Regions from separate parts of the Homo sapiens genome. Here region 1 is linked to region 2. Evidence: read pairs that join two places in POLR2A ChIA-PET (ENCODE). Cell type or tissue: PC-3. All regions are shown on one strand. Each heading gives the region's core, and the rest is flanking DNA. Links, peaks and the distances in the headings are about the cores only. Region 1 has its middle 13 kb from the start of TSPAN15. Region 2 overlaps COL13A1 (collagen type XIII alpha 1 chain).

Region 1 (5,320 bases), core at 1-5,000, 430 kb after region 2:
GAAGACTCTGTCTAAAAAAAAAAAAAAAAAAAAAAAAAATGCAGTCATTCTTCTCCCATATGACTAGTTTCCCAGCCTGGACCCCAGGTGCAACTGCGCATCTTTTGGGACTTGTTCATTTTTCGGGTGTGTGTGTGTGTGTGTGTGTGTGTGTGTGTGTGTGTGTGTATGAAACCCTCAGAGAGTAGAGGCAAAATCTTCCCTCACCCTCAGAGGGAAAGCCTCAGAGACCCCCAGGGCCACTTCCCTTCCTGACAGTGCAGGGCTGGCCCTGTACTTGGCATCCGCCGTTGTAAGGTATCTGTCTTCTGGCTGGCTTTCTCTGTCAAAATTTTTTGGATTGCTTGATAGTTTATTATACCTAAAAAAAAGCTTTTAATCTTTTTGGACCCACCTAAATCAGTGCTGTGAGGCAGGGTGTGTAGCTGTTTGTATGCCCAATTACAAATGAGAAAACAGGTTAGACTATTTCCCCAGGTCATTGAGGGAATTAGCAGTAAACCAAGACTGACAGTAGTGATGATTCAAGAGGTCCCAGAGCTGGGAGGATCTTTAGACATAATTGTGTCCAACATCCACATGAGTGGATAGAGAAACTCAAGCTAAAAGGGTGGTGTATTGCTCACGGCTATATATTTAAGTTTGTGTCCTCTTCTATTTATGGGCTGTATTGCACAATAAAATGTTTTCTAAGTGAAAAATATCCTGTTTAATTTTCATGTCTATGATGATTAGTGAGGTTGAGGATATACAGTTCTGAAAATTTCCTGTTTTTATCCTTTGCACGTTTTCCAGTTGAGAGATTCTTGTAAGTAGCCAATGCCAGGTGGCTGGCAGGCTGAGAAAATGCCATTCACACCTCTTATCTCCACAGGAGAGGGGCCCTTCCAGATGAGGAGACTCCAGGCTGATCTTGCAGGGCTTTTTTTTTTTTTTTTTTGTGGGCGGGGGGGGATGTGGACAGAGTCTCTTGTCCGTCACCCAGGCTGCAGTGCAGTAGTGGTGCAATCTCACCTCACCACAAACTCCGCCTCCCAGGCTCAAGCAATCCTCCTGCTTCAGCCTTCCAAGTAGCTGGGATTACAGGCACCCACCACTACACCTGGCTAACTTTTGTATTTTTAGTAGAGACGGGGTTTTGCCATGTTGGCCAGGCTGGTCTCAAACTCCTGACCTCAGGTGATCCACCTGCCTTGGACTCCCAAAGTGCTGAGATTACAGGCATGAGCCACTGCACCGGGACATCTTGCAGAGCTTTGACAGAGGAAGAGTCTCAGAGCCATCTGCCTGCAGGGGCTGGCCTTGTTGGGGTTCAGCCAGGCATTCCGGGGAAGCAGCTGGGGAGCACTGGCTGATGGGATGTTGGACCAGGCCTGCCTGACTCACACTGGAAGAGGTTGGATGCCCCGGTGCCCGGGCATCATGCCCCGAGCAGCTCCATCTGTCATTCAGGAGGGCAGGGCAGCTGCTCTGGGAAAGGTTGGGTGCTGCTGGGGGAGGGGAGCCTCAGGGAAGTTAGCTGTGCTCCCAGGGCAGTCTGAGGGTACCAAGGATAGAGTACTAGGGGACACTGAAATGGGGTCTGGATTTGAGCCTGTGGCTATAGAGGAAGGTGGGCAAAAGAAGGGCTGGAAGGCTTTTACATTCAAAAACACACATGGATCTGCTGGTTCATGAGCAGCAGTAAAGGAACCACAGCGTCTGGCCATGTGCTGGTTGCTATGGGACGCCAGCAGCCCTTAAAGGTGGATTTCACAGTTTGCAGTTGACAAAGCACCTCCACCTCATATATTAGAGCACTTTCCAAGTGCAGATTTACTCGGAGAGTGCCCCCTTCCTTGCTGGATTGTCAGCACTGTGGGTGGAAAGAACCGTCTTACTTCCAGATGCCACCCCAGTGTCTGGGTGCCTAGGGGTGCTGGACACAGGTAGATGCTCATTAAACATGGAAGCCAGCTGTCCCCTCAGCCATGAGGGCTGACTCTCTGGCAGTCACACCTCAGACTTCTGACAGCTGAAGACTTCTGCAGAATTCAGCAGAATTCTGTCCTTCCCCAGGCTTCCCCTGAAATTCAGTCACCATTTGATGACAATCTTGTTGGGTCTCCTGGAGGCGTCAGTTCTCTGCTCCCAGACTTTCTGGCTTTCTCCTACTTCCTATATTTTCCCTCAGGGCATTTTAACTTCCTCGTTCCTGTCTACTGAGCTCAGCTCAGCGGCAGCACCTACTTTCTATCTTACACACCCAAATCCCTCTCAGCCTTGTTCAGAAAAAAACAGATGGCGCTTCATTAACAAAATATAATCTTCTGTTACAACATGTGTCGACTAAACCGTTGTTTTTCTTTCTCATGGGTCATCATAATCACTCTGTGTGGAGAAAAAGACAGGAAGGATTCTCCCAGGTTTACCCAGGAGGAGACAGTCTCAGATTTTTTGCCCAAAGTTTCTCACTCTGCCAGAGCAAACGGCCCTGAGCATTTCACAACGACTGCAGAGAAACCAAGTCAGCCTTGAATTCCTGGGGGATAGAAGTAAGGGGGCTGGGTAAAGACCACTGCTGGGGGCTGCTGAAAAATTCACTGTGGGTGCACAGTTTCACCTACTATTTAGTGGTTAGTTATAGTGCAGTGTAACTGCTGTGAGGGTACCTTGTAATTAAAGTCAGCTGGAGCTAGAGGGGTCATAGACTTCTTTTAGTAAAGGATCTAAACTCCCTCCAATTTCACTCTCTCGGGAAACCACGTCAACTGCCCCCAGAACGTCCTCTAACTTAGCATTGCTCATATGTTTTTAACATTACCTGGAAATGTATGATATACTATAGCACAATGTGCATATGAATCACGCAACTGAGCCTGAAACAAACTCGCCCTTACCATGTGATGCATTCTTTTATTTCCTATACCATCCTTTTGTCTGAACTCTATTCACAACCCACTCATCTAATTCAATCAAACTACTGACAGAATGCCTCCAGAGAAGCCTTGCTAGGCCTGTTTTGGGAAACAGGAAAGATGCACTTGGATTTACAACATCTGTTTGTACAGCAAATATGGAGGCATTAAGCAACAGTCAAACCTTTATAAATATGGCTCCAGTGATCCTGAAAGTCCCATGATGAAGCGTTAAATGCCAGTGTTCCTCACCTCCCTTACCCTGTCAGTTCACTCACTCTTTGGGTAACATAATCAGGAAGCCCTGAGGTGCACCTGAAGACCAGGAGAGCCCCTACCTCTCCAAGGACAAGAACAGGTTTGGGGCTTCTGTCTCCTGAGCGAGAGCTGAAAGGCCAGCAGAGAGAAGGCATCAGTTGGCACGGAATTTCTGGTGCCTGGAGATGACCCCACCAGCAGAACTCTTCTCGGGGAAGGGCTGCTTCTGCTGCAGGCTGTGCGTGGTCCTTGGGGGCCTGCCCTACCCACCTGACGTCTGTGGAGCAGGGGAAACGGCACTTGCTGACTGATGGATCCTAGCTGGCTGTGAGACTCTGAGGACAAGTGAGATGGAGAGAGTGAAGAAGTGACAGTTTGCCAGACCCTTCCCTCGCCATGGGCCCAGGAGAAAACAAAGTAAATGATCTTCCAGCACTTACTGGTTTTGCCCTACTCTAGAAATATCAACAGCCTTGTCCCTATGGGAACCAAGAGGAAAAAAACATGAGCAAGTAAAGAAAAATCGCACCTGTTTAAGAAGACTCGGTAACACGGAGGAGGAAGCCCCAGGTGAACTAGTAGGAAAGGCAGAAAAGAACCTCAAAGAAAAAGGAGGGAAAAGGGTATGGGAACTCTCAAGATGTGATCACAGCACACTCAAAAAGATTCTTGCAAACTAACATACATGACTTTCAAATATAGCAATTCATTAGAAGACAGTAAATGCTGGGAATTGAATCAGTGGTCTGGAAGATATTGGGAGAGAGACATCTTGCAGTATAGAGCAAAAACACAAAGAAGTGGGAATCTGAAAGGAAAGAGAAGAGACGTGGAGGCGAAATCCAAGATGAAGAAATGTAGCAGCTGCTGTTGGCTGCCTACTCAGCCCCATTTCCATCCATTCCCTTCTCTGACTCCACTATGGAGACTGGAAAAGTAAAATGTACTCGTTATCAGCTCCCCTTGCTGGATGACACAGTTCTGGCCAATGGGACATAAGCTTCCAATAAGATTTTCGCATTTTAAAAAATATAAAATGCGACCAGGTACAGTGGCTCACGCCTATAACCTGCAGCACTTTGGGAGGCCATGGCAGGCAGATCATGAGGTCAGGAGTTCAAGACCAGCCTGACCAACATGATGAAACCCTGTCTCTACTAAAAATACAAAAATTAGCCAGGTGTGGTGGCATGCGCCTGTAATCCCAGCTACTCAGGAGGCAGAGGCATGAGAATCGCTTGAACCTGAGAGGTGGAGGTTGCAGTGAGCTGAGATTGTACCACTGCACTCCAGCCTGGCCTACAGAGAGAAAGACTCCGTCTCCATAGCTCAGCCAGGGCTACGTGCTCCACAGAGCTGGTGGGAGCCAAAAACAGATGGGAGCCCCACCTCCTTCCGAGTTGGCGGGGTGGGAGCCCTGCCCTCCCAGGCACAGCTGCAGCTGCCCAGCTACAGCTGCAGACCCAAGCATCCCTGCACTCTCAGAGGCCCGGGAAGCCCCCTGCCCTGCAGGCTCTGAAGTGCCTGCTCCCACTGCCTGGCGTCTTCCTGCTCCCAGTGCCTGCTCCAATTACGGAGCAAAGTTGTGGCCAAGCCCGGGTACTCTCGTGACCCGGCTAGGTGTGCGCATGCTTGGATGGTGCTGATATGCCAGCCCCCTGCCGCCTCAGCCCCTTCCGGACTCTGGGCACAAACAAGCCTGGGAGGGAGGCTGAGGTGGGGCTGAGTGTGGCTCAGCCTGGGCCTGCTGGCCTGCCAGGCCTCGGCTGGAACAGCCTGGGTGCCATGGATGACATGTAGATGGTGGCAGGAGGCAGATAGACTCCTGGGTGGAAAGGGGCAGGTCCCTGGTGAAGCCCCACATTCAAGCCATGGACGGCCTAAAGCACAGGGCCAGGCTGTCAGTTCTGGGTAGAGTCGACAGCCCAGAGCGAGAACTTAATGGTGTTTTTTCCGGGCCCACCCATGGCCTCCCATGAAACAATCAGCACACACTTCCTCCCTTCTGAAGCCTGTAAAAACCCTGGACTCAACCAGACTCACAGAGACATCGGGACAACCTGCCTATGGATAGGAACTACCCACTCCAGGTCTCCTCTCTGCTGAGAGCTGCACTCATCGGGACAACCTGCCTGCAGAAAGGAGTTACCCACTTTAGGTCTCCT
Region 2 (5,369 bases), core at 100-5,099:
TGATGCCTATAATTTATGTGCTGTCTCCCAGTCTAACCGGCTGACACCGCTCTCTCTTACATAACCATTGCCGCCGCCACCACCACCACCTGCCCAAAGTGGCCAGAATGGAGCTGCCCCACTCAGGGGTGTGGATGTGAGTCCCCTGGAGCAGACCATGCTTGCAGCCAGCTCGATGACCTGTTTTCTGGGACCTTTCAAGGGGCAGAACTGAGGAGAGATGATTTCTTTTCTTCTAATACCTGGTGCTTTTTTTTTTTTTTTTTTTTGACTCCAATAGCTTCTTTGGGGACAAAGGAACTGAGCTAATTAGAGGGAAAGCCACTCTTTCATATTGAAATTTGGGGCCTGCTTTGCCCTGGGGGCAGCCATTGTCTTGCCCTGGAGGGGTGCAGAAGTGGGTGAAAAGCAAAATGGTAGCCTCCTCCCCACAAGAGGCATTCTGGAGGGACCCCTCAGGAGCCTGCATAGGCCCCCAACAAGACAGCAGGGGCCCAGCTTTCAGTGCCCCCACCCAGAACCCCGTTACCAGCAGGTGACACAGGCCTTTCAGATGCACGAGACCCTCGGCTTGAGTACTTACAGGAGGTCCTGAAAGAGAGAGAGAAAATGCCTGGGTCAGTGTCATTGCTGTAGGGGGCGGTGGGGAGGCCGCCTTGGAAGCAGTGTCCAAGGATTCATCAGCGGAGGGGTTTCCATCTGGTCTTCGAAGTTTGTCTTTTCCTGGCCTACTTTCACCAATATAATCTCTTCCCCCTTTATTTCATCTCCATATTTTCATAATTGGATGAGAAATCCAGAGGTCTAGGCCCCAGGCTCAGCCCTGCTGGGGACCTGCCGGTGGCCCTTCTGCCTCAGTTTCCCACCCCACAAAACGGGCTCTACGGGACCTGCCTGAACTTGTGTACAAGGCTGCTTTGCAGAACACGGGACAGTGGGCAGCGAGGCACACTGAGAAAGGCGGAAATAACAGATCCCGTAGAGATGAGGACCGTTAGCATGCCCGTGTCCTCACTGTGCACGTCAGGGAGGGCCAGCAGGCAGGCAGGGGCGGGCGTGGATGGCCACTGTGCACCCTGCCTGAGGCCCATTGGCCCGTCCTGGTTTCTGTTTAGCAGTGAGTTAGGCACTTCACCCCTCCAGGGTCTGCCACCCACAGCCTCTTTCTCAAAGCCCCCTCTCGGGCTCCGGCCCCACCCTCCTCCATGCCTCTCTCTGTTCCTTTCTCTTTCTGGTGTCCACTCCCCACCTCCCTCCCACGGCCGCAGCAGCAGCCCTATCTCATTACTGGCAACAGCCAAGAATGACAAATTCAAGTGTTCCGAGAGGGAGAAAAAAGGAATAGGGGTGGGGAGCGGGAGGGAAGGTTTAGAAAAGCAGTCCCAGAAAGATAGGGAAGGAAAGGCGCTTCTGCGGAACATGAGCCACGAAACCCCACCCTCCCGGTGATTCCCAGCTGGGCCTGGTGTGTCTGCCCGGCCCCTAGTGCCCTGGCCACGTTAACTCAGCTGCGACTCCTGTTGCTTCTTTTATGCTCGGCCAATAAAGGCTCCTATGTTTCCCCGTGCTCCTCCCATTCCCAGAGCCGGCTTCCTTCTCTCCTCCTTTATCTGTCGGCTTCTCTGCCCTGGTCACCATCCAGGAGGAAACAGCCTCTTTCATGCTGGCCTCTGTCAAGCCATCACGTTAAGGAGGAACACAGTGTTTTAGATTAAAAGCAACAGAAAAAGTCAAGAGGTGTAGAGCCTGGGTGAGCAAGCCCCAGGCCCGGGCCTTGCATGCAGGGCCCAGAACAAGCGGGAGGGAGCACAGAGCAGGGGGAGCATCTGGGAGCCATTAGGCTGAGTGGCAGAGGAATGTCACCCAGAATCTGAAAATATCCCCTGAGCGCAGCCTGCCAGAGGGGCCAGCTTAGCTGGGAAATCTGTGCCTCCTGGCTGGGGGAGATGTCCTCTGCATGAGAAGCAGGCTGGTGACAAAATTCAGCCTGTGGCAATTTTGGGATGCTTCAGCCACATGGAGGGCAGATGCCTTGCGCCTGCCAGGCCTGACGGGGCCCTGGCTCCCACTGTGGCAGGCTCTGGTGATGCCCCCAGTGACACAGGCTAGAGCTCTGAGATGTCCCCAGTGACACAGACTGGAGCTCTGAGGGCAGCCCGGCCTGTTGTTAGCACTCTCGGCTGCATAGGTGTCACCAGATGCAGCCAGGTAGCTGGCACAAGACTCAAGGCTCAGCTGGGTAGCAGGAGGAGCAGTTTGCTGGGTGCACCCCTGGAGGATATAAATTCTACTGAAGATTTTGAGGGTTTTTACATCACCACCACTGCCACCACCATTGTCACTGCATACACCTCTATGGTCCTTATTAGGTGCCAGGCACAATTCGAGGGGTTTTCCATTATGCAATAGGTTCTATCATTCCCGCCTTGCGGATGAAGAAACTGAGGCATGGGAAGGTTGAGCGACTCCCCAGGGCCATGCAGCTAGTAAATGGTAGAGCTCTGGACCCTTCTCTACAGTGCCTCTCTCTCTGTCTCTCATTCAGAAAGCAACCTACCCCCCACCCTGCAATTGCCTGCAGACCAAGTCCTCTCCAGACCTGCCCCTGGGATGCCTGTTATGGTCAGCCTCCAGCCCCCTTCTCTAGACTCAACCCTCTCATCTGTCTTTTACAGGCACCTTTGTCTTATGCAAGGGAATTTGGCTCTTCCAAGCTCAGCCAGGCTGCCACTACCCATACCTGTCCCCTACAGGGATTTCAGAAACAGGAAAATCCTCTTTGTGAGCTAATGCTGTGCCATAGAAGGGGAAGAGCTATACAGGTGCTATAAAAGAAGACTTTCTCTCTCACACACCTTTTTTCCCCTGTTAGGGATGGTCTTCATGAGACCCACTGGAAAATCTTCAGGTGCCTTGGAAAACCCAACTCCCGTCCTGCCCCTGCCAATTTTCATCAAACAGGCCTGCATTGGGACAGCCCTGGGTTTCCAAGCAGATGCTTCCCCTGATGCTGTGTTCAATGCCTGGCAGCTCTAAGATGCTGGGGAGCTGATGGCTTTGCAAAATCTAGCAGTGCCTTGATGTCACTAGTTGCTCTCCCATGTGGGCCACTTGGCTGTGCCCATTACCCTGGCCAGGCACCAAAGGATGGAGTCACTCCAAGGCATTACCAAGTCCCCACAGTACAGATGGAGAGAGAGAGGCCCAGGGAGATTCATGACCATCCAGGGCCATGTTGTGGGCAGGTGATGGCGGTGAGACCGGCATTCAGTCTCCTGACTCCCCATCCTGGGGTCTTCCTAACAGAGCACACCATATCTCATGCTGATCCTGCTGAGGTACTGCCCGTACTACCACATTTTGAGAGAGGAGGAAGACACCTGGACTCCGCCCATGCACCTGCTGCTTCCTCAGGAGGAACCTGTTTCTTGCAGCAGGGAGAACTATGAAGATTGTCCCAGCCCCCTCAGGTGGGCTAAGCAGCCCGCAAGCAGGGCTGTCAGGAGAGGGTCACAACAGCCATCCAGGGTGGGGACATTCTGCCTGAGACCTCCCTGCTGATGTCTGTCACGCACTGCCTCAGCTTCCTGCTGAGGCCACTACCGTTCTCCGCCGGGGTTTGACCCACCTCTTCCGAGCAAGGCGGCCATGCTTCCCCAAAATGGACACATAGGGATGGACCCCCATGAAGAATTCTGGGGTAGCATTCTGGGTCGTGCCCTTTTTCAACCACTTTTTGTATGTTCGTTCATTCAACAAACACTTAACAATGCCTACTGTGTGAGTCACTGTGCTGGGCTGTGGCTCTCTAAAGATGAATAAAGTATACTCATTGTCCTCTGAGGAAGGAAAACTTCATTTTTTTAAGCATTTATTATCTACCAGGCCTGATGCAAAGCTCTGATGATACAGAGATGAATAACTCATTTCCTCCCGCTGAGAAGCCAACAGTTTCCTATGTTAGAAAGCTGGAGAAATTCCAGTGATGAGAACTAAAACAAACATGAGGGTTTAAGGGAGAAAGGTTTGCTGTAGGAGGATTCATTTTTTCATTCCTTCATTCATTCAATCGACATTTACTGAGTGCTCATTATGCGGCAGACATAGACACAGTGCTAAGCATGGTAACTATAACACCGCACTTTGTCTTTATAACAACCTTGTGAAGTTGGCATTATCACCCCTTCCATAGACTTGGAACCTGAGGCTTAGAGGTTAAGCAACCTGCCTAAGGTGGTCACCTTGCTCTTAGATGATGGCATCTGATTCTTAAGGTTAAAAAATTTTAATTTAATTTAATTTAATTTATTATTATTTTTTGAGATAGTATCTCACTCCGTTGCCCAGGCTGGAGTACAGTGGTGCAATCACGGCTCACTACAGCCTCAGCCTCCCTGGGCTCAGGCAATCTTCCCACCTCAGCCTCCCGAGTAGCTGAGACCACACACCACACCTGGCTAATTTCTGTATTTTTTGTAAGGATGGAGTTTCACTATGTTGCCCAGGCTGGTCTCAAACTCCTGAGCTCAAGCTATCTGCCTGCCTCGGGCTCCCAAAGTGCTGGGATTATACACATGAGTCACCATGCCTGGCTTAAGTTGATTGTTTAACTTTTATTTCCATATGGTAGGGCCTGGATTTGAATTTGGTCTCTCTTGCTGCAAAGCCTGTGTTCTCCTGGCTGGAGGTCATGAAGTTCTCAGGGGTGGAAGGGGCGGCTGGGCCCTCAGCCCCTTCTAAAGTGGTCAGGTAAGTCCCCTCCCCCTCGACCCTGGACTTGGTGCCACCCAGTCGCTGGATCCAGTCCTGGTCCTGGACAGGGGGCATCAAGAGTGGCAGGGTGCTCCCAAGTTCAGTGTCATCTGAACCATCTTCTGACCCTGCTTGACCGCTGGGCTCCTAGAAGCTGGGGTCCTAGCCCCCACCCATGCCTCCTGGTGCCTGCAGCTGACCACCTGCCACCAGCTCTGCCACATGCCCGACCCACCCATCTCTGCCAGGACAGGTGCTGTGCATCACGGGCTCCCCTCAGACCTTGGGTGACTAATGATATTGGTTACACTCTGCCTGCTGGAGCAGGGGTTCTCAGCTCGGGGGAATTTGGCTCCCCAGAGGATAGTTGACAATGTCTGGAGACATTTTGATTTCACGACTGGGAAGTTTCTACTGGTCTGTAGTGGGTACGGGCCAGGGATGCTGCTGAAAAGACAATGCACAGAGCCTCCTGCCACAGAGACTCATCTAGTCCACGTGTGAATCGTGCTAAGGATGAGAAACCCCATGCTGGACTAATGGCACCAGACCTGCCTCGGGGCTCCTCCCGTGCCTCAGTCCCTAGGACGCACGCCCTTACCCGTGGCCCAGGCCTC

The links. Peaks named below come from ENCODE experiments on the same cell type or tissue, not always from the same donor. Only the 100,000 strongest peaks of a DNase experiment are listed, where the experiment ranks them.
Region 1: POLR2A ChIA-PET joins it to region 2 with 14 read pairs; 2 of 35 experiments call an interaction of 5 or more read pairs at or near these places.

What each region holds. Positions count from the first base shown.
Region 1 is chr10:69,435,607-69,440,926 of GRCh38, reverse strand. No RefSeq gene overlaps it. Among named protein-coding and RNA genes, the nearest start is that of TSPAN15, 13 kb to the left of the region's middle. In PC-3, for the core only: a CTCF peak has its summit at 2,369; DNase peaks (open chromatin) are centred at 546, 986, 1,416, 2,186 and 2 weaker places; H3K4me3 peaks cover 2,644 bases; H3K27ac peaks cover 3,803 bases.
Region 2 is chr10:69,863,020-69,868,388 of GRCh38, reverse strand. COL13A1 (collagen type XIII alpha 1 chain) reads right to left here. Exons shown (of 41, transcript NM_001368882.1): 3 at 584-591. Among named protein-coding and RNA genes, the nearest start is that of COL13A1, 64 kb to the right of the region's middle. RefSeq lists enhancers at 1-548, 549-1,532. In PC-3, for the core only: no CTCF peak of the experiment used is centred there; DNase peaks (open chromatin) are centred at 2,748, 3,458, 3,818 and 4,578; H3K4me3 peaks cover 882 bases; H3K27ac peaks cover 5,000 bases.